Regions from separate parts of the Homo sapiens genome. Here all the other regions are linked to region 1. Evidence: chromatin loops called from intact Hi-C (ENCODE). Cell type or tissue: endothelial cell of umbilical vein. All regions are shown on one strand.

What was found. Peaks named below come from ENCODE experiments on the same cell type or tissue, not always from the same donor. Only the 100,000 strongest peaks of a DNase experiment are listed, where the experiment ranks them.
Region 2: a loop joins it to region 1, with 2.1 times the contacts of the local background. A loop is called at or near these places in 4 of 110 quality-filtered maps.
Region 3: it touches region 1 in a loop (6-fold over the local background); 6 of 110 quality-filtered maps call a loop at or near these places.

What each region holds. Positions count from the first base shown.
Region 1 is chr3:124,464,433-124,472,432 of GRCh38, reverse strand. The region is part of intron 25 of KALRN (kalirin RhoGEF kinase); the gene reads right to left. Among named protein-coding and RNA genes, the nearest start is that of MIR6083, 94 kb to the right of the region's middle. In endothelial cell of umbilical vein, a CTCF peak has its summit at 4,043; a DNase peak (open chromatin) is centred at 4,082; H3K27me3 peaks cover 155 bases.
Region 2 is chr3:124,410,923-124,418,922 of GRCh38, reverse strand. KALRN (kalirin RhoGEF kinase) reads right to left here. Exons shown (of 60, transcript NM_001388419.1): 14 at 5,258-5,453. Among named protein-coding and RNA genes, the nearest start is that of MIR6083, 41 kb to the right of the region's middle. In endothelial cell of umbilical vein, no CTCF peak of the experiment used is centred here; DNase peaks (open chromatin) are centred at 4,742 and 5,342; H3K27ac peaks cover 563 bases.
Region 3 is chr3:124,556,012-124,564,011 of GRCh38, reverse strand. It overlaps KALRN (kalirin RhoGEF kinase), which reads right to left. Exons shown (of 60, transcript NM_001388419.1): 34 at 923-1,169. All of the region lies in intron 2 of LOC105374076 (a long non-coding RNA gene), which reads left to right. Among named protein-coding and RNA genes, the nearest start is that of UMPS, 170 kb to the left of the region's middle. In endothelial cell of umbilical vein, a CTCF peak has its summit at 3,973 (motif pointing right); DNase peaks (open chromatin) are centred at 4,021, 4,661 and 6,131; H3K27ac peaks cover 950 bases; H3K27me3 peaks cover 1,014 bases.

The sequences.
Region 1 (8,000 bases):
CAGGCATGAGCCACCGTGCCCAGCCTGGGCCCTTCTCCCTTAAGAGTAGCCAAAGAAATGGTAAAACAGCCTGGATCAGGACATTCCACACAGGATAAAAAATTGTTTTATTGTGTCAGAAGTGGCAAGGATACCCATGATGACTCAGGGAGAGCCATTCCTTGACTTATGACCCAAGGATAATTGGCCTGGTCACTTTAATTTGAAGTAAACAATGATAATTATGTCTAAAGAATTGATCATTGATAGAAAGACAGTGCTGGCAATTTTATTTAAAATCTGATCAATTTCAATAGAGCAACACCCTGACTTTTGTGATAGCAGCTACCAAAAACCTATGGGAAGATGCACAATTTGAAAATCCTCAGGAAGCAAAAATACTATAACCAGAATTAAATGCACAGCATATAATTTTCATGAGGAATGCCTTTCTGTAAAATGAAGGTTGTTTTTTTTTTTTTTTTTTGAGACGGAGTCTCACTCTGTCACTCAGGCTGGAGTGCAGTGGCGCAGTCTCTGTTCACTGCAAGCTCTGCCTCCCAGGTTCACGCCATTCTCCTGCCTCAGCCTCCCGAGTAGCTGGGACTGCAAGCGCCCGCCACCACGCCTGGCTAATTTTTTTGTCTTTTTCTTAGTAGAGACACGGTTTCACCATGTTAGCCAGGATGGTCTTGATCTCCTGACCTCGTGATCCGCCCACCTCGGCCTCCCAAAGTGCTGGAAAATGAAGGTTTTAACAGCAGTTACCACTAGCTCACCCATCTGCCTACCCCCAGGTCTGACTTTCTTCCCCTCCCACAACTGAGCACAAGTTAAAGAATCAGCATTCACACTTGGTCACAGTTGTGAAAGGGTCTTCCAAAGCTTCATCCTCCTCATCTTTAAATAACAACTTTGCTGAGGTGGGCAGATCACCTGAGGTCAGGAGTTCAAGCTTAGCCAACATGATGAAACCCCGTCTCTATTAAAAATACAAAAAATTAGCCAGGCGTGGTGGTGGGCGCCTGTAAGCCCAGCTACTCAGGAGGCTGAGGCAGGAGAATCGCTTGAACCTGGGAGGCGGAGGGTTGCAGTGAGCTGAGATCGCGCCATTGCACTCTAGCCTGGGCAACACGAGTGAAACTCCATCTCAAATAATAATAATAATAATAATAATAATAATAATAATAATAATAAAACTTTGTGGGGGTGCTTGTAAGGATTTAATAAATCCACAGGTAAAAAGAACCCAACCCAGTGCCTGGCACACAGTAGACACTAAATAAACAGTAGTTCTTCATGATCAGTGCTTCTCAATCTTAATAAACTCATATTCTCTTTGGTAAACATGTATCTGACCCTCTTCCCCACTCCTGGAGACTTATATTTAGGGGGAACTCCCTACCAAGCCCTTGCTGAAAAATCTGCAGCAGGTTACTTTCTCCTAAACCATATCCTGGGAAAATCTTGATTGGTTATTATGTAACATTTAGATTCCAAGGTCACCTTGTTTGGGAAATGTTGGGCTAAGGTGGTTTTTTTTGCTGAAGAACTTCCAAAATCCTATAATATGTTGAGTTACACTATAAACCTCTGAAGTAAATACAATATGCAGTGCTTCTCAAACTTCTTTGTGCTTGCAGCACTTTTGGGGCGAGTATCAGACTTTGTCTCAAGGAACACTCTTGGAAAACTCTAGTTAGCGGTCCCACACCTGGTTGTACATTGCCTTCTGGGGTTACTATCTGAGCAAATGCATTGTTTAGAAATGCTTCCTGGGTAATTCCCACACATCCAGTCCATAGATGAGCATTTAAAGGCAACTGTCCTAGATTCCAGGATGCTTCCAGATGGCAAATCCTACATCGGCTCTATAGGATTTAATTTAGGGGGAGAAAGCTAAGAACATTTTTTTTTTTAAAAAACCTATTCAGCTTGTGCCAGGCATACCAATTGATAAGTTTGAATAAGATATTCATTACCATCTCAATGTAAATGTTGAAAGTAAGTGGCAATATTAAACTCTGTTTTACTTCTTAATTGGAAGCTTATGAAGATGACAGATTATGTAAGTCTGATCCATATTATTCTACTTACTTCAAATAGACATGATGAATTCAAATTAAAGCAAAACAGCTCACAACTCTCTTCACAAATGATGAAACATTTCACCTTAGCTGTTCTATAGCAGCAATTTGGCCCTCACTACTCCAATAATTACATGTAATAAATTGTGAAGGAATGAGCAAAGCAAGTCATTTGTGTGAATGTCTGGGGTTCTTTCAGAAAGGAATAAAACTTTTAAAGAAATGTCAAGATCAAGGCAATGCCATTACTCTATTAAATTATTATAATTTAATATATTATGCAGTTACTTTATGAGGAAAATGCTTCCTTTTGGCTTTGTACACAATCCTGGGAAATGAAACTGCTGGCATTTATTAACAGAAAGCTTTCTGAGTTTTGTCATTAAATATGATAGAAACAGCACTATTTCAAAGGTACTGGACTGGTTCTGTTATTCTCTCTGAAGATGAATTTGGTCTAAAATCTCACTGCTTCTGGGGAAGTGTATCCTTCATTAAGGAGCGCACAATCTTGTCAGCAAACAGACTTTACATCAAGGGTGCAGTCTGCATCTAAATGGAAATAACTATTTGATGACCTTGTATGTCAATGTGCATTTGCTTGTTGGAACGCCAGAGGTGGTGATAGGGGAAGGGGCCTGTTGTGGCAACGGGAAAAAGAGGAACAACGTGGAGCATACATTTAAAAATTAAGTCGGAAATGGGGTGGGGAGAAAGGTGTGAGGTTCATGTATTTATAGGAAGTCCAGGACATTGCCTTCTTTTCAAAGCAAGGCTGGGTAACTGCCTTCATGCAAGTAGAGCTAGAGATTATTTCTAAAGAATCCATTAATGACCAGGCAGATTCAGAGCCTAGAACATAAGAGGCTCTAGACCATAGGGGCTAAGATAGCCGGTTAGCATACTGGAGCAGGTATTAAACTAATGGAGGGTCATGTACACTCAGGGAAAGGTGCTGGATTTTTCATGTAACAGTTCCAGCACAGTTGGATCACCCAGGCTGAGCCATGAGAAGCACCTGGCTTTGTCCCTTCATTTCACACTTGACACTTTAGCTCAGGTTAGGGATGAAGAGGAAAGGTCTGCAGGGCTGGACGCCCATTCAGCACATCACACTCTCAGCCTCCAACCACAAGCAGCAAAATTTACCTTGCTGCATGGTTACCTGTTGAATATGTTTTTGCCAATATCTTCTAACTTTGTCTAATTTGTGTGATCAGATGAATAAAGTTATTTGCATAGATATATACCAAGTTTAATGTTAAAATAAAATACAAAAGATTAATCTTATGCTTAATGTTACTCATCTCCAATAAGGTGGTGTTTAGCAACCAGGCATGGATGCTAAGAAGTTAGTGTGTAAAACAAAAATTAACATTACTTTGACACATCCAAACGAAGTGTTTAGACTTTGTCTTGTTTTGGGTATTCCCTAACGTCTATAATCAGCCCCAATGTTGATAGCTTACTGAAAACACAAACAACAGTAACAAGACCACAGCTACATTTGTATAGGGCTCCTCTGATGGGTTCTGCAAGTTACCTCTTCAAGTGTGCGTTTGGGGACCAAAGAAAAATCACAACAGGCCTTCCCCTTCCTCTTTCCTTAACATTTGACTATTAAGAAAATGACAGCTGGATTCTTTGGCTGTGTCACTAATTTTGGTTTGGGCAGATCATAAACCTTTGTAAGTTTCAGTTTCTATAGAGCAAGGGAGAACTAGATTATCTTTAACGATTTCTTTCGGGCTTTTATATTTGATAATTCTATGATTTTCCATACGTGAGAAACCACTAACACCAAAGGCATTTGGAGTGGGGGAAGAAGCTTAGAAAGCATAGAACATGCACATTTTAAGCAAGGGTGTGTGTGTTGGGAAGGGGTAGGAGGGGCAAAGAGGGAGGAAAAGGTAGCAGCAGCCTGACAGGGCGGCCTTTCCCCAGTGGCCTGAACTGCACATCCCTTCTCTCACCACCTGGTGGAGCTAGCGCTCTGCCGTGCAGCCATGGATCAACCCCCCCCTTGTGTTTCAAGGGGTTGTAAAATCAATTTATGGGTGGCAACCAGAATTTTAAAAAAGAGGAGGAGGAAGAAATAGAGCCTAACACAAAATACCACAGTGCATCACACATAATGCAGGTGTTTTTCAAAATTTAACTTCCCTGTTATATATAGCATATATGCATGCGTATATCAGGGCATAATGTACAGTCTTTTTCTTTGGTTCATGATAAAAATGGTTTGAAAAACACCACCTTGCTCATTCTCCCTCAACAGGATGGTAGCTCTGGGAAGGTCTAGGTCTTTATCCATCTCTTTCCCTCGATCTCCTTCTCCTCATCCCCTCCCCTTTCCCTAGGGCCTCTTTCCGCAGATGGATCTACCTACCTACCTACCTGCCTGACTACCTACCCTACCTACCTATCCACCCTCCCACCGTCATTGCCTCCCTCTGGCTCTCCTGCTTCTCTCCTTCTCTATCTCTTCCTTTCTCCTTATTATCTGTCCACTTCATGGTTTTCTCACTTATCCTCTATCCACCTAGCTCTCTCTCCTCCTTTCCTTTTGTCTCTCCCTACATTTCTGAATTGCACTATCTCTGCCCACCACCTCTCCTTTCTTTTCCTCGTCTTACAGACATGGATGTGAGAAGACCCAGCCTACCTGGGAGTGCGACAATGAGACCTCTCTCTGCTTCCCATGACCCAGGATGGAGCCCCACTCCCAAACCCCCTATTGCCTCTCTCAACCTCCCTGCTAGACTTCACCACTTTTCTCCCTTGCAGGGCCTTTGTTCAAACTTTATTCCATCATCAAGGAAGCCATCCCTGCCTGTAAAAATCCCACCCCTTATTTAAATTATATCTCAAATGCCCCCTTCTCCATGAGGCCTTTCCTACTCTCCAACTGAGGCTATTTTCTTTGTGCTCCACTTGTGCCCACCTCCACCCTTATTGCAGACAGATATGTCATTCTCAGAACCCAGAGGGCAGAGGCTGGGTTCAATCACAGGGTACCAGCTTCATCTCCAATCTAGCCACCTTTGGCCCAAGGGAGGAACTCTGGGAAGTTGACTGAAATGTGGCTGTGGTTCAGTCGCTCATTGGGGTGCCCTTCCCTAAATTCCCCAGCCTCGATTTTACCCCTGCTGCTCACCCCTCACTGCTCCTGGCTGACCCTGGCCTGGTCAGTGCTCCCAGTTCAACCTCACACATCTCTGGTCCTGCTCCTTCGGAGCAGGGAACACCAGGTTGGGAGGGCAGTGGCTGGTGGCCAAGGCCAAATCTAATAGCTTCCAGCCAAGCCTGGAGGGAGGGAGTGTGCAGAAGGGGCATCTAACCTTGGTGGTTGGTCCCTAATTTGAAAATCTAGACCTTGCTGAAAACTGATTTATTTCAGGTAATTGTTGTAGGGGTGTGGCACAAGAATGACATAGCTCTGGGAGAAATGGGTAGAAATATTCATCAAATTCTAAGATCCACATGGAAGCTGTTTCACTATGAATTAAACCAGCCAGATGTGGCAGCCACCATTGGTGGTCTAGGGAGTGAGAGAAGGGGAGAGAGTGCTGAAGTGGGAGACCAAGCCCTGGAATCTAAATCCTCACTTTTAAGGAAAGGGGAGGGGCGCACACTGGGCAAGTAACGACTCCTCTGGGATTGTCTCCTTGTCTGTACATGGAGAGGGTTGTACTTGATGGTTGAGAGGACCCTCTGAGCGCTGGGAGTAGAGATTTTATGAAAATGTTATTGCTCAGACTCACATATGACCCTATCTCCAAAAAACCAAAAAGGAAGAAGTTCAGATTTAACAGAAGGTGATGAGCATTTTAAACAAAAAGCTGTCCACAGCAAAGTTGCAAATCTAATAACAGCAAGCTGAAAACAAATTATTTTCTTGAATTACAAGTTGTATGCTAGGCAAAATGGGAAGACTGCATTAACAAAATCATTACTGTCTAGGGATCTACTAATGGAATATATTCTCCTGTCTGAGTGCTCCAGGAATGCTTATAAAATGCAATCAAAATAGGTCTAAGTCTTGTGTAGATAAGTAAATTTCATGATTATATAGTTATTTCTGTAGGAAAGAGAAGTAGTGCAAAATGGGGAGAGTGGAGGGCAAAACGAAGTATCATTCCACTTCAGTCTCCGGTTTGTGTTAAAGCCAATGTTTGCAGGTATTAAATTCTACATATTAAACTGTTCTTTAAAGAAGTTTTGGTGCTGGGGAATTTCCCCATTCAATACCTATAAAGACAAAGGTCCTTGAGACAGACAGATCACAGACACACACACACACACACACACACACACACACACACACACACAGAGCAAGAGAGAGAACTAATCCTGGTTGCAATTTTTCAAAGTGACACCATTTAGACAGATCAATACTATCTAGTTAAGATATGTATTCACCACATAACCCTTGGTCTAGGTGCTAATTTTCTAGTGACTTAGCTAATTAAGTTAGCAAGGTCGTGTCAATCTCAATCCCTTTCTCTCTCAATCTCTCAATCTCCCAATATTCCTTCCTCCTGCTCTCCCTCCCATAGGCTCTCTCTGGATTACAGGCAGATAACCTGAGCTATGCACTAGAAATGAGAGGAGCATGTTTCCGTTAGACAATGCTTAATTGCAACTTTGGAATAATACAAACAATTGGGGTTAAAAAGCATCCTTTGATTTTTTTTCATATTCAGAAGTGACAATTTCGGACAAGTATTTCTGAAGAATAAATAAGTATTAGGACAACTGCATGGTCCAGCCAGTAAGAAGCTTCCAAGAAACTCCTTCATGTAGAAATTAAGTTATTTTGCTCTTCCAGATGGTTCTTGTAGTGATGGGGAAAAAATCATACCTAATGGTTTTCTCTGTCTTGAGACTTTTACAAACAAAAGATTAAATTATGACTTGAATGGTATTAGCCATAAGTCTGCAAATAGTAATTTTATCTTCAGTTTGTTCATCCATGCATTCACCTACCAAACAAATATTTACTCAATGTTTACTTATGTGCCAGGTACCTGATTATGCAGTGAAAGATGTTCTCCCCTCTAAGCTGTCCCTTAGAGTTTACAATTCCTGCATTTTCTAAGTTGGCTAACTGCCATTCTATCTCTTATTTACTAGAGATTTTAGAGGTGTTATGTTTTCTTCATTAATCAAAATTTGTAGGACACAAGCAGAAAGCATACATTATGAGTACAGTAAAGACAGCCCACAGATCCTGTAGGAAATTAATATGAAGCTTGATTTTCTTAGATATTTCCTTAAATTGCAGATAATTAAACCATTAATTTATTTTTGGTCAATAGCTTTCTAAATGCAGTACAGTTATTTGCCTTTAGTGCGGAACATATTCATGACTCAGGGTTACTGCTAATATTAAGTATGCTATGCTGTAACACAGTGGCTGTATTGGGCCCTATGGTGGGATACAGAATGGTTTGCACCAATACTGAGTAGCCCTTGACCACTATGAGGTTTTTTTTTTTTTTTTTTTGGTTCTATTGCCTACTGTTTTTGCAGTTTGTCTTCTTTAGACAGCTGCTGGTATCCCACTACTCACTCAAGTTCTTGATTCTTGTTTGCTGTTTCTAAATAGCTGTGGGCTTACAAACTATATAATCAAGAGGTAAAGAGGTTGTTAGGGAGGATAGAAAGATGCTTCTATGAAAAGACAAGAACTTAATTTTTGTGGCATCTTCTCTGGTTGTTGAGAGGCTAGTTGTTATTTTCTTTTTCTTTCTTCATAATATTCTAACTCGATAATATGTGCTGGGTAGCTGTGTTCTTGATAGTTGGATTTATTCCTCGATTTACAGCATGCGAGATTCTCTATGGTTTAATTTGATTTTTTAAAAGGATTTCTTAGAACTATATATTGTAACTGGTAGGTAGATTTTCAGCTATTTAGAAAACTACAAA
Region 2 (8,000 bases), 54 kb after region 1:
AACCACACCCCAGACCAATATCACCAGAATCTCTGCGGCTGGGACCCGACCATTAGTAAGTCTTAAAGCTCCAGGTGTGATTCCAACATGCAACCAAGATTATGAACCACTGGAAAAGACAGTACAGGAAACAGAGATATTCCTTCTGCTACACTCAGCAGAATGCTCTGCACTGGTGTTTCTTTAGGGCTAAAAGCCACAGCTAACAATAATAAGCGTTAGTTTGCTTTCCTTTGTTACCAGATGAGGGTACCACTTTAATTTCCTCAAGGAGAGAGGTGACTGTGGTCTAGAGTAAGATTTAGATATTTCTGGCTATGCTGCCCATACTTGTAACATGTTTTAAAAAACTGTTTGTGTTCTTTAAATATTGGTATCAGCCTCAGATACAGAACATCTTTTCTCTTTTCTTTTCTTCTCCCCTCTCCATTCCTCTGTCTGTGTCACTCCCTCTACCTAACACTCAGTTCAGAAATCACAAAGTCCTTTAATGAGGTTTTTAGATCAGTGTTCTCAACCCTGGTTGTACCTTAAAATCACCTGGGAAGTTAAAAAAAATCTGGGTCCACTCCAGACCAATTAACTAAGCCTCCCTGAGGGATGGAGCCCAGACATTGGTATTTTTAAGAAGTTCCCAGGTGATTCTCAATCTACCGACAGGTTAAGAACCATTGTTCTACATCAAGGTTTCTTCTTCCCTTCGTCTCAGCCCCTCAGATCCACATTCCTATTCACCCCAGAGTAGCTTTCATTTTGAAAAAAAAATAAAAATAAAAAGCCCACAGATTTTTTTTCTTTCCTTTTTGACACTAGTAAAATTATTTGTGCTCCATTATTTTTACCTACATCTGTTCCACCCACACTGATGTTCATTCTCGATTAATTCAGCAAACACTACTATTGAGAACTTGCTAGGCACAAGACACTGGCTCTGCTAGATGCTGGGAATGTAAAGAGGGAAGAAAGAATTTGTTCCTTCATGCTGCTGGAAAAACTACAGGAATACAAATAACTTCAACAGAATGCAGCATGTGCTAGAATAGGAGTACAAAATATACTAGTTGCCAAGCTTCACTGAACCCTTTCCATCCTCCCATGTTATCCCACTTCATCCTCACATGACCCTATGTGGTAAGGATTCTGATGATCACTACTTTTCAGAGGAAGGCAAGGCTTAGAGAGACAGGCGAACATGTACAAGGACACTCAGGTCCTAAGACATGTGGCCGGGATTTCAACCCAGGATTTCCTCTTTTGTATTCTAGCCTTTATGCTCAAGGAGAAGAGTGATCCTCACAAAACTTGATTTATTTTAAGAATTTATTTATTTTTAAACGTTGGGGTTGGGTTCTTCTCAGGCAAGGTAAATTTTAAGTATCATGGCCACAAACTCCAGAGATTTCTCATTTACAAACCTTGTATAAAGAGAGAACTTAACGCGTTGTGTAAATCACAAAAACAACATATCCATAGGGTACGTTGCTCTTGTCTTATTCCTAAAGTCAAGTGTAACAGTCGCACGGTCAGATTTCATGGGAGAGAAGAAGTATGGCCTGGCCGATGAGGGCAGCTAGGCTGAATTACGGAAAGTGAGAACTGGAGGGAACCTTAGGAATCAAGGCGTGCCACAGTAGACAGAAGAAGAAACTAAAGTCTAAAGAGAAAGAAAAGGGACTTCCAAAATCAGACTGCTAGTTGGTGGTGGAACTGGACCTTGAATTCAGCCAGCATGTTTCTCTCAACTTCTTTCAGCAAAACCTACCATCTCCCAACTTGAGGCTCAAATAGATGATTCCATTGTGAGGAAAGAACAATGAGCAAATTAAGAAATTGCTCCTGTTTACTCTATTCCTGAGCCTGATGTTAAGTTAAGCAAAGGCTTTTACTTTGGTTAGAGTTGTAGGCACACCAGAGGGATTTAGTAGAGCCTGGCTCAATATTATAAACTTCACACTTGAAAAGAAGCATATAAAAATTCCCTAGTTCCATTTGCTACTGTAAAATCAAAGCATAAGCCCTTATTTAGCATGGACTAAATACCAACAAAAGTTTTAATATTGCTAATTGTCCTTTTTCTAAGACTACAGTTTATTTTACCTTTAGTCCAAATACAGTCCATTAAACAAAGACTATAAATCCCCAAGCCATTTATTGCCTCAGTCCTGTGTCTCTGAAGTCTTACATTCCTCAGCCATTGGGGGATAAGGCCCACCTGGGCTCACCCCTTACCCCATCCCCACCCTCCAGCTCTGCTGTGAATCTACCCTCCATTTCCCTAAGCCCAGAAGTAAGTTAGATGCCTCCCCTGCAGAACCAGGCATTCAGCCATAGACAGGGAGTGAGCATTCCTAAAACCCCTGGATTCATTCTCTTAAAAGCCTCATGGGCTATGCCAGACTAAACAGCTAGCTGTGGTAGGAGCAGGAGAACAGCCAGCCTCAGTAAGAGGCACTGAAGAGGCCAAACCTCTTTTGACAAAGCTCATTTCTAGAACAGGATATTGTGGGGGTGGGCAGCCCATCTGCCTGGGGTGTTTTCACCCCACTCAGCCCTCATAGTTTAGGTGGACACCAAGCACAGCCCACCTCAGTCATAAGCAGTCCTCAGGGACTTTCAACTCCCAGTTGTCTTTCTGTTACTATGGATACTTGGCTCTTGGGACAGACGTTGGCTTGCCCAGGGTCACATCAGCACCCCGGTAGTAAGTGCTGCAGGTTTCCAGGCAGACAAGCCTCCTTTTCCTGCTGGACACATCTACCATGAGAGATGAAGGGTGAGCATCCCTGCATAGCTTCTCTGTCCATCTCTCTGCTAGATGGTGTGTGTGCATTCTCTTATGGTTCCCAGTCGTAGCTGCATAGACAGCTACAGTAAGTACCATGAGGGCAGGCCATGGGGCTAAATCCCGAGTCCAGGTAAGATTCCCAATCACAGAGAAAGGATTACAGTTTCCCCTACTTCCCTAATAAGGTACAGTCTGTGTCCTAGAACACTGACTCCCAGATTTTAATGTACACACCATTTACCTGGAGATTTTGTTAACATCTACATTCAGATTCACAAGTCTGGGATAAGGCCAGCAATTTTGCATTCCTAATCTGCTCCCAAGTGATGCTGGTGCTGCTGGGCCCAGGGCCCACACTGAGTAGCAACATGTTGGGTCAGTGGTGCACAAAATCACCTGGAGGGCTAATTGAACCACAGATTGCTGGGCCACACTCTGCTCACCCTTAGACTATTTAAGCAACACTGCCTTATTCATGAATCCACCTCTCAGATCAGTCTCTGCTTTGGAATTCTTTGACCCTTAGACTATTGAAGCAACATTGCCACGTACTCTTGTGTACAGGGCTTTAAGAGTATGCACTGTTTCAATGCCTATAGCAACTGCAAAGGAACCGCAGCAAACATGTATGTTATGGGATTCTGATGTAATGAGTTCAGGTATGAGCCCTTGAACTCGCATTTCAAACACATCCTCAGGTGATGCTAATGCTGCTGACATGGGGATCACATTTTGAAAGCCACTGTCCTAGGTCATTCCAGAGATGTCAGATGTTGTGATTTAATTATCACGAATAAAAGCAGTGGTTCTTGGCCCTGGCCACACAGTTGAATCACCCGAGGAGCTTTTTGCTGTTGCCCAAGTTCCATTTAGAGGTAGTTAAATCAGAATATCAGGGCATGGGGCCTGGGCACTGTCATTTAAAAAAAAAGTCCCCAGACAGACTGCAAGGTGAGTAGCCCTTCCTGGGACTACACAGAGCACTAGCTGCATACCTGTGAATAGGCCTGGGTTTCAGCTGCACACCTGTGAAACAGGCCTGGGTCTCAGAGGCAGTCTGTTCACAGCACAGATGAAAATTCAAGGACAGACTATGCTGACAAAAGTGAACAGAATTTACTAGACTGTCTCTCCTCTGGTCAGGAGTGAAGTCCCTTTGAATGCTGGTCTTTACTCTTTCAGGTCATCGAAAGAAACACAGTACTTTAAAGTTCAGTATGACTGCTAAGGTCCCCCTGACAATCTCAGGATTTCCATATCCTTCAGGATAAGCAGGGACATGGCCCAACTGCGTTTTATAGTTGATGGCCTTAGCTCCTGTCTACCTCGTGTTGGAGACTGAGGAACCTGAGCCAACAAGGACCCCGGTAGGAGGGCAGTGGAGTGGGTCGGAAGGTAGAGATCTGGGCTCTAGCACTCCCTTGAGATGTGACCAGCCATGTGACTTCTTTTCTTCTCAACCAGCGGTCCTCAAGATCACCATGGTGCTCTCTCCTTCTAACATCAAAGGATGACTTGGGGAGTGGGAAGTATAATAGTAAGGGCTCACTCATTTGTTAGATAAATTTTGAATAAATCTTGAGCAGGAAAAGAAGTTAAATCTGAGTAACTCAGCCGTGTTTTTCTGAGAAGTTATAAAATTATATGATCTTGTCATAAATTTTTATCATCACTGTTTATACTCACCCAAAGACCAGTGATTAACAATTGAGGAGACTGAGAAACAGGAACCGGAGACAAGGAGATAGCTTAGGAGTAGAGGATAGGGCTGGAGAATGCGTGCTGGCAGCAGGGATCGGGAGCAGAAGAGGAAACAACTACACATGTGTATACAATCCATATGAATGTCTGACTGCTTCTGGTTTGTTTTTCCAGGCTACCATTTTTTAAAGGAATCTGTGCTGATTGCCATCATTGATTCTCTCACTCTGTCTGCAGACCAGGAAACCCTGGCCCTATTCCCAACTTCAGCACAGCCTAACTGGGCAACCTTGGGCACTATTCCAGCTCTCATGGCTTCCGTTTCTTTTCTTTTTTTTTTCATCTGACTCTTGCCCAGGCTGGAGTGCAGTCGCATGGTCTCAGCTCACTGCAGTCTCCATCTCCCAGGTTGAAGCGATTCTCCTGCCTCAGCCTCCTGAGTAGCTGGGATTATAGGCATCTGCCCCCACACCTGGATAATTTTTGTATTTTTAGTAGAGAAGGGGTTTCACCATGTTGGCCAGGCTGCTCTCGAACTCCTGACCTCAAATGATCCACTCACCTCAGCCTTCCAAAATGCTGGGATTACTGGCATGAACCACCACACCTGGCCTCGTTTCCTTTCTTTTAAAAAAAATGTGGGTAAAAATCTCTATTCTTTGTATCTGTAGGAATAAAATGAATAAACGATGTGGCACTGCTCCTTGCAGGCTAGATGGTATGCTTGTTTTCATCATCTCCTCTGCCAGGAGAATGAGCGAGGTCACCCACCTGATGCCTGGACCTCCGTGATGTACTGGTGCAGATCCTGTCCCTGCTGGATAACCTCAAAGGTCATGTTGTTCATGGCTAGCTTCCGTTCTGTGTGGCGCTGCAGCCGCTGTTCTGCCAGGGTTAGGTCCTCTGTGTTGAAGTCATTCATCTGCCGAAGCAAGTCTTCATTCCAGGCGTCTAGCTCTGCTGTCACCTGTGAGGGAACCACTGTCATCAGCACAGGCTCACCAGGTCCACGAGAGATTGTTAGGTTAAGGCTCACAATTCCAAGCCTTATTCATGAATCCACCCCTCAGTTAAGTCTCTGCTTTGGAATTCTTCAACCCTTAGACTATTTAAGCAACATTGCCATGCACTCTTGTATACATGGCTCCAAGAGTGCTCTCTAGTGTTTCAATGCCTATAGCAACAGCAAAGGAACAGCAGCAAACATTCATATTATGAATTATGGCTTATAAAGTTTTTGCATACTCCTTGATGTTCAATCCTCACAATAACTCAATGAGGCAGGCATGGTGGAGATCTCCAGGTCCATATTCTAGGAGAGGAAGTTGACCCTCACACAGACAGATGGGGTTATTTACCCTGCCAGAGAGGGATAAAGTTCTTCTACTAACTGCAAAGACTTTGTCTACCATCCCACAGTTGTTGCTGTTACAATTTTCATAACTAAAGAGGTCCTCAGAAATTAAGTAGTATTTCAAAAACAGAAACTGAGGGCTAGAAAAACCTGGTGAATGGCCCAAAGTTACACAATCAGTTAAAGAGCTGGTGTCCATCAAACCCAAGGGTCCTGCTCTGGTTCCTGTGTTCTATTGTGCAACATTCTGTCCTTCTATTACAAAGGTTGACACCTAAAAATAGTGACTAAACAAAGTATAAATGTGTAGCATACCTCCAGGAATTCAAGCAGATTTAATCAATTGAAAGGCATTAATGATTCTAATGAATACTAAAGCATGTAATGAATGCAAACATTGCCTTAATAGCAGCTTGCTAATTGTTCATTTCTCTACACCTTAACTCACATGACTTCACTGGGTCTACTCTCAGTTTTCTGCAAATCGAGACTAAATCCTACACTTCCTTTACAATCTCTGCAATCATCCACAGACTAGGAAGTCAGAAGTACTGAACTAGATAATTCCACTTGTGTGAATCAAAATTAAAAGTTTTTAAAAGTGATTTTCAGATCTGCTATCTCATGCTACCCCGATGACACCCCTTGAAGGCGACAGCATGTGTACTGTCATCCTCTTTTCTCAGGAGACGAAAGTGTCACTCCAGGTCACACATTTCCAGGATGGCCCAGGCCATCTAAGCATATATCCCAGAGCCTTAGTTGAGTGGTTTTCATGATGCTGGGTCTCATGCCAGCTCCCACATGGCATAACCTTCCAAGTTATCAAAAACTGCTGCTCCAGGAGCATCAGGGACACAGGGAGACAGACGATGGATTGAAGCAAGTGGGAGCGGTGCTCTTATATTCCATGCTGGGGTACACACACTGGGATGGGAAAGCCAAGCAGCCCCTCACAAGGGGCTGCTGTCTGGGTCACAGGATTTCATTTTTTTTGTCTAACAACAAGACCTTTCTTCAAGCAAAATAGAAACAGATTAAATTGTACTTTCTCTCTTTGAAGCAGAAATGGGGAAATTGAAAATATCACTCTCACTGCCCTAGGTTCTCACTTCACACCCCACATCTTTTCAGGTCAATTTAGAGAACTGCTGAGCTCAGCAGGAAAACCCAGTATTACTTATTGTGGGGCATCCTTGGGGGATCTGGGAGCCACTGGGTTGGCAGGCAAAGTAGGTTTTTGTTAAAGCCCCATCTTTGAAAAGTACTTCATTCTCTAACTCAAGAAAGGGGTTAGACTGATGAGGCTAAAATAGATTATTTAAAAAGATAATTTAGCCTGGGTGCAGTGGCTTGTGCCTATAATCCCAGTGATTTGGGAGGCCAAGGCGGGAGGATCACTTGAGGCCAGGAGTTCAAGACCAGCCTGGTCAACGCAGTGAGAACCTGTCTCTCCAAAGCAAATAATAATACATTAGCTAGGCATGGTGGCATGCACCTGTTGTCCTTGCAACTTGGGAGGCTGAGGCAGGAGAATCACTTGAGCCCAGGAGTTCAAGGTTGTAGTGCACTATTATTATGCTACTGCACTCCAGCTTGGGTGATAGAGACCCTGTTTCTTAAAAAAAAAAAAAAAAAAAAAAAAAAAAGCATAATTTAAAGTATACATAGGCTTTTACAGTTTTTATAGAACTAGGCCTTTTTCGTTACTGTATGTTAAAAACTGAAGTATAATTTACATACAAAATACACATATTTTAAGCATTCAGTTCTGAGTCTTGACAATTTTATACACCCATGTAGTCATCGCCAAAAATAAACTATAGAGCCTTTCCATCACTCTAGAGAACCTGCTTGTGCCCCCTTCCAATCCATCCCTCCCCTTCCCAACCCACAACTAGGCACCAATTTCTGATTTCTATCATCATAGATGTAGTTTTGCCTATTCTAGAATTTAATATGAATGAAATCTTACAGAATTTTTTTTTAAACATCTGGCTTTTGTTCAACATGTTGTATCAAGATTCATCCACGCTGCTGTGTGTATGTTTAGTTCATTCCTTGCTACAGCTGAGTAGAGTATCATTGTACATATAGGCCACAGTGTGTTTATCCATTCTCCTCCTAATGAATTATTGGGTTGTTTCCAGTGTTTGGCTA
Region 3 (8,000 bases), 92 kb before region 1:
TTTTTTGAGACAGAGTCTCGCTCTGTTGCCCAGGCTGGAGTGCAGTGGCACAATCTTGGCTTGCTGCAGCCTCATGGCAACCTCAGCCTCTCGGGTTCAAGTGATTCTCCTGCCTCAGCCTCCCAAGTAGCTGGGACTACAGGTATGTGCCGCCTTGCATTTTTAAATTTTTGTAGAGACAGGGTCTCACTAAGTTGCCCAGGCTGGCACCTGCATTTCTAACAGGTTCCCAGGGCATGCTGATATTACTAATCCAGAGACCACCCCTAAAGAAACACTGTCATGAGGAGTTTAGTCTCCCTGGCATGAGAAAAAGTGAGTAAACAGGCATGTGAAGGGAACACAGAGCTTACATACAATAAAAGCCAAGGCTAGAATACTTTATCTGTTGAAGGCACATAAAGGAGTCATGGACCTCAAAGCCTGGCTGGGCTGAGGGAAGGATCAGATCTGACTCAGCTGTGGCTCCTCCCTGGGTGTGCCTGGTGTCTCCAGGTCAGCATGTGAGTACTTGGTCGGGGGTCAGAGAGCCAGAAGTTGCTGTGGAGCGGGAGTGGGTCAGTGGAGAAAGGATGAGTCTAAACCATATTTGGCCAAAGGTAGAAGAGGACTTTCCCGAATGTAGTGTGATATGATGGGAAAACTGGAAGAGATCTTGGAGGTTACTTAATTCAACCTTCATTTCCAAGATGAAACTGACTCAGGAAGGCTAAATGACTTTCCCAAAGTCACACACAGTTACTCGGGAGCTCTTCCTCTCCAAGTTCCCAACCCATTCTCTTCACAGTCAGGTCCCAAAGAAACCCCACAGGGTAAAAATGGGTCTGTGAGACAGGTCACTTCCATGGTGGTCTTCAGCTAGAGTCAGGCCAGCGCTCATGGCCTCCTTGGTCTGTGCCTCCCACCCGCTCTGTTCTCCTACCTTTCACCAAGGGGAAGAAGCAGTCCATCTCCACGCTGCTTCGGGAGTGTGAGATGCACAGGGCGCTGCTGGGGACCAGACCCTCCAAGGGCGGGCTCCGTTCGGTGGTACGGACCAGACACCAACCAGGCCGCTCGCTGGGCCGCTCCAGCAGCTCTACCGTCTGCCCCACCTGGATGGTCAGCTCACTGCTGTGGCCCGCACTGAAGTCCTGGAGGACCACTGTCAGCTCACATCCACCAGAGAGCTTTGGAGGGTGGTGGTGGAGGGAGTAGAACAGGAGGGCATGGAGGAAGGGGGGAGAAATATGGGAGAGGGTTGGTGAGAGGGGACGAAGGATGTGTGAGAGCAGAGGTAAGGAGGAAGAGAAGGGGAATAAAGAGGAAAAATGGTGTTTAGGGCAGAGAGATGGCAGAAGATGAAAAGGAGAGTTGAGAACAGGAAAGAAAACAAGAAAAAAATGTAATTAGCACAGTGCTATTCAATCACTCAGGCTTTCTAGCTGTAGCCACAGTCTGAAGCCTGCCCAGAACCAGGGCTTTGATTCTAATTCCTCTTACTTCGTTAGAGCTCATTATTCCTTTGCCAAGCTTCAGCTAATTGTGCCGTTAAACCCCTTCCCTATATGCCCCTTTACTCCTTCCAAGGGTTCTACCCTGTGCCCTGTCCCTGCCCTGACTACCACCCTCAGACTCCTATTGTATGGGCATCTATTCTAACTCACCCCTCCCATTAGATTCTCACTAGATGATAGGGAATAATGGAAGAGACAGCCTTCCTTCCTTCTAACCCCTGCAACACCTCCCATCCCCACCCCTTACTGGAGCCATCAGCCTAAAATCGAGGCTACGAGGACTACAAAAAGAATGGGGCTTCAATTCAAAGGCAGAAGTAAAGCAATGTCTGTCTGGGAGGGGAATAGCCTCAAAGGCTCAGGCACTGGGGACCAGGAGGAAGAATCAGAAGGGAAGACGGGCCACTTCTTACTTAGGAGCATACGCCCAGCCCTCATGCTCCATGCTGGCTTGTCTCCACACTGGCATCTTCCTAATTCACTGATCCTGGGGCAGAAGCAATAAAAGGGGTTGACAGGAACAACCCCTACTGGCTGAATGCTGAGACTTCTCACTTTTTCACCTTGGGGATTTGGCCCCACTTCCCCCCTTTCTTCTGGCTTCATATTTCCATGAGAATCCATTCGGTTATTAGTTTGTCTCATAGAACTAAGTACAGTCTCCCTCTTGGAAGAGCAGCTGCACTTAGAGGCAGAGTGACAGGTAGGGAACGGAAGGAATGAGGAGGCTGAGGCCCAGCTTGGTAGCCTGTTATCCTCTAAAGTTCACCCCAAAAGCAGTTTGGAGGCAAAGTCCTTGCACCACCTCCAGGAATTCGACTTCAGTCTGTGCATCTCTGATTTAAGCCTTCAGGGCCCAAATTTTCTGCACCAGTGGCCATATTAGTGCACTTGTCCAAATATGTTGTGTAGCCATTTCACACACATTCTGGGAAGCTTCTGCCCAGTGGCATACACAGTGAACGCCACAGTGAGTAGATAATTAACAGTCCCACCAGGACCAAAAGCTCAGCATTCAGGACTGTGAGAGATTTACACTAAAGGGACTTCGATATCAGAGGGGGCTTGAAACGGTTAAAATAATGCATCAGACTGATGTTGGCAATATGCATCACCACCAGTTACAGGGCAGGGAGTCTGTGCTAACCACGTCCCCATAGGACTGCCATTGGGATCAGATCAGGAAATCTGCAGGACAGAAGGTAGAAGGTAGAAGGTGGAAGGAGACAGAAGAAAATATTTTTCCATTTAACTCTCCTGGTCCCATTAAATGCAGTCTTCACTCCCCCACTCTCCTGGTGCTATCCTCCTTAAAAACATCACAGAGAGAAGGATTTTGTGGGATGGAAACACCTCAAATCTCTAGAGTACTTTTACAGTTAGCAAAATACCTTTGCATTAATTATCTACTTGGTCCTCACAATAACCAGGTGGTACTATCATCTCCATCTCATACATCAGGAAATTCAAGCTCAGAAATGTCAATATCAGTGGTTAGGCATTGAGTATACATAAAAATCATGTGGAGAGCTAATAAAATGGAGATTCCCTAGCAGTTCCTTCTCTTGCTCCACCCCTCAATCACACATCATGATTCAGTAGGCCTGGGTTAGGGCCTGGGAATGCCTTCCACTGCCCCCAGACAGGGTCTCATTCTGAAACCCAGGCTGGAATGCAGTGGTGCAATCTTGGCTCACTGCAGTTTCTACCTCTCTGGCTCAAGTGATCCTCCCACCTCAGCCTGCTGAGTAGCTGGGACCGGTGTGTACCCAGTAGGTGGTACAGGTGTGTACCACCACACTCAGCTAATTTTTATTTTTATTTTTGTAGCGACATGGTCTCACTATGTTTTTCTTGAACTCCTGGGCTCAACTGATCCTCCCGCTTCAGTCTCCCAAAGTGCTGGGATTCAGATTCCAAAGTGCTCTGTAAGAAATACACTTCATATTTTGACCAGGGAACACTACATGTGAATAGATTTATCACTGAAACACAAGCTCCACTCTGACATTCTATTTTATGTTTTTCTCTATTGCTGTTGACATCCCACTAATTTGATTCCACCTCGCTAATGGACTCTGTAGAATGCCGGCCTAGATGACTGAAATTCTTTCTAACTGAGAGACTCTCTATCACTGAGCTTCTGCACCTCAGTAGAGCTGCTCCTCTGCGACCACGCCAGGGGCTCAGGGTTGCTTCTTGAGGCCAAGCTCACACATAGCTGGGGATGCAACTTGCAGCCCTTTCAGGGCAACATGGTTGAATCCAGGGATGAGTGTAGTCCTTTTGCAGACTGTTAGAGCAGAAGGGGCCTGAAGCTCTAGTTGCAAACAGCCCAGCATGGCACCCAGATACAAGACCCACTTCCCTCTAGGGTGGGTTACAATCAGACCCATGGGCTGGACGGGAGAGGATAAAAATCAGGCTTCTGTCTCTCTACAATTCAAGACACAGTTCCTGGCGAGAAGCCTAGATACGCCACTAGATGGCAGTGTTTGCCTCCTGTAGGCTGCCTAGTCCAGCCAAAGGAAGAAGTGGAAACAAGATCAATGGGCAATTTCTTCCATGCTCACACGTTGTAGACAACCGGGCTCAAGCTTTAGATACAGCCCAAAAGCCATTATGGTTCAAATAGATGATGAATATCCTGGTTCACTTCACCTCAATGGCTTGATCAAAAAGATATACTACACCAGGTCCCTACCCTGGCAAGAAGCGAATTCCAAAGAATGGCCAACAAGGGAGGGTGCTGGGGAAATGGTTTGAGGGGTCAGGCAGAGCTGCTCCTGCAACAGTCCCTCCCATCCTCTCCTCCAGGGATGCTGTAGGGTAAGATTCTAAGACCAAAGTTATTCCTACTCAGGGAGATGCTGGGAGCTGAGTAGGCAGCACAGAATCTCGGCATGCATTCAGGTTATGTTTTTGATTCTTCTCTGATCTTGTACCCCTGCTTCTGGAATCTTCTCTCATCTTACTCCCCTCACTGTATGCTCCCACTCCAGCAGCGAGTCCCTGTCTGGCCTTTCATGCCTAAGTCTTGGCCCCCTTCCCAGGAGCTCTCAGATATTTTCTCTGCCTAATTCCCTAGAACCCTGCCTAAGGCCTGCTAAGCCTTCTTGATGCTAATTGTCTGCCTGGCTTCCCTCCAAGTGCCTGCTGCTGAGTCACCATCCAACTCCTTGTCCTTACTTTCCCAGTCTCTCTCCTTTCTGGGTCCTGGCCATTCCCAGTGGGGCCTGTTCCCCTGCTGACCAATCCCTGGGTGGACACGGCCTCCTTCACCCTCCGCAATGCTTCCCAGAGGGGCAGAAGGAGCTCCTCCTGTCCTCACTTTCCTCCAGCTCCACAGTGATAGCTGTGCTGGCTTCTTTCCAGCATGGACCGCTACATACATAAGGGACATTTCGTAACCACTCTTTGTAACTCCATCTGCATTTTCAAAGTTCTCACGTTCACCAGAAATGATCATTTTCATTTAGGTCTATTTTTACATGATTAATATTTGGGGATTAACTGAACCTCCTTCTTGTATAAACTGTGTGAGCTAGATTGTCCCTTTGAGCTTCCTCATGTTATGGAAAAGACACAGTTATTCTGTGATGGTTTCCCAATGGCATCCAGAGAGTGAGGACAGGACCCCTGAAGAATTCTCCTGTTGTCATTTCAGAGCTTCCATTTGTGCACCTCTGTGTCTCTGCTCCATTCTCCAAGGCAGCATAGCCTCGTTTAGGGCATGGGCTCTGCAGCTCCTCACCAACTGTGTGACCAGGAGCAAGTTACTTCACCTCTTTGTCTCAATTTCTTCATCTGTCAAATGGGGATAATGACAGTATCTACTTCACAGCTTGTTGTGAAGATTAAATGAGATAGTATTAAAGCACCTAGGATAGTGCCTTAAGCAGAGAGAGCTAAATGATTGTCTAAAAAATAAGTTCTGGGCTGGGCGCAGTGGCTCGTGACTGTAATCCCAGCATTTCGGGAGGCCGAGGGCGGTGGATCACTTGAGGTCAGGAGTTCCAGACCAGCCTGGCCAACATGTTGAAACCCTGTTTCTAATAAAAATACAAAAAATTAGCCAGGTGTGGTGGTGCACACCTGTATTCCCAGCTACTCAGGAGGCTGAGGCAGGAGAATTGCACAAACCTGGGAAGCAGAGGTTGCAGTGAGCCGAGATCATGCCATTGCACTCCAGCCTGGGAGTCACAGTGAGACTCCCTCTCAAAGAAAAAAAAAAATTCTGGCGGTATTAGTGAATTATTATTTAAATTTGGGAGGAAAGGAGTACAGAAGAAATTTTAAACATCAATTTTGATGGCATGTTGTTTGGTAACAGACTGTATCAACTGTATATATGCATATACATTATTATGTAAGTGAATCCTTTTTTTTAAAGTAATCTTCATGGAGTTTTGCCCTAACTAGAAGAACTGACCCTGAGGCTCACTAGGGAAGGTGACTCAGACCTCCCTCAAATCAGCACATACTTTTCCTGTTATGATAAAAACAAAGACATGGTGGGACCGAGGAATCCCTTATGCAAAATGAGGATTCACTCTTGCCTCTTCATTCCGCATTGCTTTCCAGGAAGCTTCCATGTGAAGAAGCCCCCTTACCCCAGAATCTGATACCTGCCCTCAATACTTGCCAACTGAGCCTTCTAACTGTGAATACTGACTTCTGACACTGCCTTGCAGAGCACTTGGATCTGATACTCTTGACAGAGGGGGAGCTGTGCCCAAGAGCGCCCATCAGATAAGTCCGACCTCCTCTTCCTCCCCTGGCTGCCTGCCCTGCAACTTCTTCCATCTGATCATCTGATTCCTCCACAACTCTTAGCCAGCCTTAGGCACCAAGTTCACATGAATTAACATCTACATATGAACAGCCTCACAGGAGGCCAGAGCTGGCTGGCAAAAAATGTAAAGCTGGAGCATATCTACTTGGCACAGTTTCAAGGGCACCGTGAAGTCCTGCCAACTCCTGTGCAAAAACTGTCTTTCTCTCCTCCCCTCAACACTCCCTGCACCTGCTGCTAATGCCTGGAATTCCTCCATCAGAAAGTGATTTCATTTAATTAGGTAATGTCCCTTAACATGAAACACCTCAAACCAGACTATGATTCCCTTCCAAATGCAAAAAGATGAGATGCACCACACAAGTGACATGCAGCTGTACTTTAAGCATGAAAATGCTCATAATAGCATTTTTTCAAATGAAGAAAATTTTACAACAATAACATCACCGCCCCCCTGCCCCAATACTAAAATATAAAAATCTACCCAGTGGGAAGTGGATGAGGGTTAAAAAGCTACCTATTGGGTACTATGCTCACTATCTAGGTGACGGGATCATTTGTACCCAAAACCTCAGCATCACACAATATACCTAGGTGACAAAACTGCATGTGTAACCCTTGAATCTAACATGGAAGTTGAAATTACTTAAAAAACCTAACAGGAAGGGAATGGTTAAATAATTATGATATATCTACTAAGTGAGTAATTAATTATGCAGCCATTAGATTATTTATAAAGCTTTGTAATAGCTTAAATACTTATATAAAGTAAAAAATTTTTTAAGAGGACAAGACGTACAGTTGTATATATAACTGTGTGAACATCATCAACAACTTAGCAACCCTATTCATAGGAAACAGAAGGAAAATTCGTTGAAATGTTAACACTGGTATTGTTGGGTGGTGCACTCTGGGTAATTTTCCCTCTGGCTTTCTGATCTCCAGTATTGCCCAGTGTTTCTCACATAAGTGCTGCTTTATAATGAAAGTAATGATAACATCAACAATAACAATCTCTAAAACAAATCAACAAAGGTAATGGGGAAAAATGCAAATATTTCAAGGAGGTGTAACACTTTGAGGGGAGAAATGGGGGAGCGGATAGACAGTTTCCAATTTTGCTCTAGGGCCACTATAGAAGCTTCAGGAAAGCCCCAAATTGCTGATGATGCTTTAGTATAGCTGCTTCAAATCCTTCCTCTACTAAACTTCTGTCCTCGCCCTACTATAAAACTCTGAAGGCTTCTCCAGAAACTAGGTTCCATTAAAAGAGCTTAGTGCTGTGCTTTTATCTTGAATTGATTATAATTTTTTTTTTAGCAAATGTGTAAAGCAATGTCTGGGCATTTAGGAACATTGTCGTGGAGCTCTGGGATTTCATCAGTTTGTATGTTGGAAGCCCATGGAGCTGCCAGGTCCAATTAAGAGGCTAAAGCTTACAATTTACTTTATCTTTGCTTGCTGGAACTGTGGCTTCTACTAACTGCAACTGAAGGAGCTGTTTGGTTTAGTTGTTTCCCATGGTGTGTAAATGAGCACCATGGTCCCCTGGTCTTGCAGGTCTTGTGAATTGCATAGTAATTAATAGTGGGAAGAATGCAGGAGTGGGAATCAGGAGGCCTTGGTGCTGGTGCAGGTTTTACCCATGTATGACACTCAGCAAACCCCTTCCCTTCTTCATACCTAAATTTCCTCATTTTTAAGATGAG